Regions from separate parts of the Homo sapiens genome. Here region 1 is linked to region 2. A link is an interaction called in ENCODE POLR2A ChIA-PET data of the cell type or tissue named here. Cell type or tissue: Panc1. All regions are shown on one strand. Region 1 overlaps PIK3CB (phosphatidylinositol-4,5-bisphosphate 3-kinase catalytic subunit beta). Region 2 has its middle 20 kb from the start of LINC01391.

The links. ChIA-PET counts read pairs that join two places held together with the same protein. Peaks named below come from ENCODE experiments on the same cell type or tissue, not always from the same donor. Only the 100,000 strongest peaks of a DNase experiment are listed, where the experiment ranks them.
Region 1: POLR2A ChIA-PET joins it to region 2 with 12 read pairs; 7 of 35 experiments call an interaction of 5 or more read pairs at or near these places.

The regions. Positions count from the first base shown.
Region 1 is chr3:138,736,047-138,738,546 of GRCh38, forward strand. PIK3CB (phosphatidylinositol-4,5-bisphosphate 3-kinase catalytic subunit beta) reads right to left here. Exons shown (of 24, transcript NM_006219.3): 6 at 1,661-1,840. Among named protein-coding and RNA genes, the nearest start is that of PIK3CB, 98 kb to the right of the region's middle. In Panc1, no CTCF peak of the experiment used is centred here; no DNase peak of the experiment used is centred here.
Region 2 is chr3:138,922,286-138,924,785 of GRCh38, forward strand. No RefSeq gene overlaps it. Among named protein-coding and RNA genes, the nearest start is that of LINC01391, 20 kb to the right of the region's middle. RefSeq lists an enhancer at 1,220-1,269. In Panc1, CTCF peaks have their summits at 293 (motif pointing left) and 1,341 (motif pointing left); a DNase peak (open chromatin) is centred at 1,336; H3K4me3 peaks cover 224 bases; H3K27ac peaks cover 1,394 bases.

The DNA.
Region 1 (2,500 bases), 190 kb before region 2:
GAGGATAATGCTGGTAAAATATACATTCTCCTTTACACCTCTTAAGGTAAAAAGAAATGTTAAATTAAAGAAACAGAAATCTACTTGAATGATGGCAGAACATGAAGAAAAGTCAGTACTTCTATGTTGCCCACCAAGCATTTTTCATCTTGTTTCTTCTTATGGACTAGAGTTCAACAGCTTACTATCAGAATACCACAACTCCCAAAGCTGTGCACATAAGTTATAACTGCTCCTGGACCTTATATGTACTAAACCACAAAAATTGAGGGCCACACCAGAAACCTGAGAAGAGGTGTAACATCATGTTATCTGCTAATAAATTGCAGCTCCATATTCTCAAACACATATTACTTTATAATTGGCATGCCTATACCCCTCTTGTTTAAACAACAACAACAATAATATCACAAAATAACAAGACTTTCCTAAAATTCTGTAACTACTAACCTCTAACTGGGCACTTATAATAATATTCCTTACATAATGACTATTTTTTAGTCTCCAAGATATTTCAACAAAAACATCTTCAAGTTACTTGAAGGCAAAGCCAAGGACCTAGTCTTTAAACAGTATACCTTATAGGGAGAGGGGTGCTGCACTGCACATAGCATATTTAAACTCCACTTTACTCCAAAAATAATCTGGGGCAATTCAGTGCCGTATAGAAGCATATTCTCAAAGAATTCTTAATTAAATGAAAATAAATAAATACCCGAATGATTAATAAAGGCTTTTGAGAATGGTCAAACCTAATGCCTGCAAAATTCTTGCCATTCATGGAAGTAACAAAAAAGGGGCAAGGGAAATTCCACGCATAAATATTTCAGACTGGAATTGAAAAGTTTTCCTTTAGTTAGCTAATGGATAATCACAAATAAGTTTTTATACAATTCAATGGATGACCATTTAATCGATTTTTAAATACTTTACCTCCCCCAGAATATTTCACGTTTATACTATATGATGAAATAGAAAGCAGCTATAAGTGTTAAAAAAATTCATAATGATATAAGACAATAATTATAAGGCTAACTAAAACAATCAAAACAGCCGAATGAGCCGGGCACAGTGGCTTATGGCTGTAATCTCAGCACTTGGAAAGGCCAAGCAAGTTGGGCGGATCACTTGAGGCCAGGAATTTGAGACCAGCTTGGCCAAGATGGTGAAACCCCATCTCTACTAAAAATACAAAAAGAAGCTGGGCATGGTGGCGCACACCTGTAATCCCAACTACTCGGGTGGCTGAGGCACAAGAATTGCTTGAACCTGGGAGATGAAGGTTGCAGTGAGCCAAGACTGCATGCCACTGCACTCCAGCCTAGGCGACAGAGCAACACTCTGTCTCAAAAAAAAAAAAAAAAAAAAAAAAAAAAGCAAAGCAGAATACAAACATATACATACACATATTTGTCTGTACAATCATTATGCTAAAATACAAACATAACTGCAAAAAGTGACAAAAACATGCCAAAAGGGTAACAATGATTATCTCAGAGGTAAGTACTATTATGAATATTTACTATTTAATACTGTATAATTTTCTGTATATTCCAAATGTTCCAGTGTGGGAACACATTTTTAAAGTCAGAAATAAAATATATATATATATATATATACTCATAGACTTTTCTGGTAAATTAATAGTTAATATACATACCTGGAACTGAATTAGTGGATGATCACCAAAAACATATTCTACTCTCCCGCTGACTTGCAACACATAATCATAGGGGCTAACTTCATCTTCCTTCCCATGAATAGTCAAACGTTTTTGGATTGCCAATTCATTTACTTTGATAGGATTCATATTAGGAGACACTTGAAAGCTAAACACGTCCTGAAGGGGGAGGGAGATGGGGAAAAAAGCAGTAAATGTTATATTTATGCTGAAAAATCACATTACAATCATTATGTAATAATATGTACAAATGTACATAATATTTATATGGGTACATCCTTAACAAATTTTATATGGATGCATATTTAGAATGTAGACAAGTTTACTGAAAGATAAAGATTTCTGATAATTTGAAAGTCATCTTACTGTATTCATAGTGCACAGCTTCCACAGGTAAGATTAATATTTAACTAAAGGTTACCATTAGGCATTTTCCAATGAACATCTCATCTTTTTTTTTTTGAGACAGAGTCTCACACTGTCCCCCAGGCTGGAGCGCAATGGCTCGATCTTGGCTCACTGCAACCTCTGTCTCCCAGGTTCAAGCAATTCTCCTGTCTCAGCCTCCTGAGGAGCTAGGATTACAGGCGTGCACCACCACGCCTGGCTAATTTTTTGTATCTTTAGTAGAGACAGGGTTTCACCATGTTGTCCAGGCTAGTCTCAAACTCCTGACCTTGTGATCCGCCTGCCTCAGCCTCCCAAAGTGCTGGGATTACAGGCACGAGCCACCATGCCCGGCCACATACTGCAGCTATATTTTGTATATATATTTTTAAAAACTTACACATTTCTCACTGGTAAGAAGACAGCCATACT
Region 2 (2,500 bases):
TCCTGCATGTCTCTGCTACTGGGATTCCCTTCCCAAGTCCCCTCAGACACACCAGGCCCTTTCCTGACAGCTTGCCCTGGAGAGGGCAGAGACCACATATAGAGCAGTGGTCCCCAACCTTTTTGACACCAGGGACCAGTTTCACGGAAGACAATTTTTCATGGGGGTGGGGGGTGGTTTTGGGATGATTCAAGTGCATTACATTTATTGTGCACTTTATTCCTATTATTATTACATTGCAATATATAATGAAATAATTATACGACTCACCGTGATGTAGAATCAGTGGGAGCCCTGAGGTTGTTTTGCTGTAACTAGACGGTCCCATCTAGTGGTGATGGGATACAGTGACAGATCATCAGGCATTGATTCTCATAAGGAGTGGGCAACTTAGATCCCTCACATGCACAGTTCACAATAGGGTTCGCACTCCTATGAGAATCTAATGCTGCCACTGATCTGACAGGAGGTTGAGCTCAGGTGGTAATTCGGAGCAGCTGTAAATACAGATGAAACTTCACTGGCTAACCTGCCACACTTACCTCCTGCTGTGCGGCCCGGTTCCTAACAGGCCATGGACTCGTACCAGTTGGTGGCCCGGGGATTGGGGACCCCTGATATAGAAAATTTATTATTTACCCCTGATATAGAGAATTTACTATTGCTTTACAAACTCAAGTGTGAAACAAACAGCATTAGTTGTGGTCCCCTTTTTCATTTATTTATTTTTTAGAGACAGGCTCTTGCTCTGTTGCCCAGGCTGGAGTAGGGTGGCACAATCGTAGCTCACTGTAGCCTCGACCTCCTGGGCTCAAGTAATCCTTCTGCCTCAGCCTCCCAAATAGCTGGGACTACAGATGTGTGCCACCAAGCCCAGCTACGTGGCCTTCTTTAAATGATCCAATTTCTGACTCTAAGCCCCCATCCTGCCTATTGTCAGGGGTCTTGGGACGTCAGTCTTCGGATATTATTACCACGTTATTTGCTCCCAGGGCTGCATGTCCTTGGGGCCTGGCGTCTCTTCAATTTCATGCCATGCTGGTGTGCCTGGGTCACAGGTACAGCCTATGATCATCTCCTCTGAGCACCTGCCATCTTCCCAGGGCATCTTCAGGAAAAATTATTGAAACTAGGAACTATTGAGCTTCTCTTGTCTGTGGGTGCTAGGGGCCCCCAGCCCTAACCCAGGCATCAGCAGCTTCAGTTTCCATCTACAGAATGCAAGATCTCAGCTCACTGCAAAACTGCCCTTCCTCTGGGTGCTTCCAGGAGTCCACAGGGGATGTTTCTTGAGTAACAAGCTTTTCTCTCACCTACTTCCACTTTGGACCACACTGCCCCCTTGTGGAGGGTGGTGACTCTGCCATTGCTTTATACGCCTGTGATGGCTGTGAGTTACGTTCTTGCCCAGGGTGCATCTGACAGCCACTCAAAGCTGCAGTCCTCGAGGATCCAGAGGGTCCACACAGTTGTGTGGTCCCTCGCAGCCAGGCTGTCACCCCAGCACTCCTCCCCTGATCTGAGTTGCACCTTGTGACCTGGGCATGGAGGCAGTGCTGCCTGTGGTCCTGGGACTCTTGGGATCCTTCTTGAGGAGGACTCTTCTGCCTCAGCCTGTGGCTTTTTTCTCCGTAACACAGGCCCAGTGTATTAGGAGTCTTCCAATTGCAGATGACGGAAACTCAGCTTAAGTTGTTTACAATTCCAATAAATAAATAAATAAATAAAAAGAAAGAAAGAAAGTGTATTGGTTTGTCACTGAAAACTCATGGCAAGTCTTCAGGTATAACTGGATCCAGGAGCTTGAACAGCGTGGTCAGAGCGCAGTCTTACTCCTGTCTGTTCTGCTTTCCTTTGTGCTGGCTTTACTCCCATGCAGGCTTTCTCCACTTGGGTGCTCTCTAAAGTTTTGGGCTTATTTCTTCCCCACAGCTATCAATCTTAGTGGAAAGAAGCTTCTCTTTGCCTTCAGTCCCTACAAAAGTTCTGCAATTGGGTCTCTTTGGCTCAATTCACTTGCTTGCCATTGAAACAACCCCTGTGAAAGACAGGGTGAAATATACAAATACACTTCCTCTCTGGCTGGGTGCGGTGGCTCACGCCTGTGATCCTAGCACTTTGGGAGGCCGAGGCGGGTGGATCACCTGAGGTCAGGAGTTTGAGACCACTCTAGCCAACATGGTGAAACCCCGTCTGTACTAAAAATACAAAAATTAGCTGGGTGTGGTGGCACACGCCTGTAGTCCCAGCTACTCCAGAGGCTGAGGCAGGAGAATCACTTGAACCCGGGAGGTGTTCAGCAGTAAGGTTTTCTGACAAGTGACCCTGTCCTCTTTCTTGGACCAAGGCTGGCCTGTGACCCCAGGGCCACCATTCCAGGTACTGGGTAGGCCAGCAACCTCTGAGGTGACTTGTCTTGACAGGATGAGTAGCCTCAAGTAGTTTGTCCCTTGGAGATTGGAATTAAGAATTTCCAAGAGAGGTTTTCAATTTGTAGAAG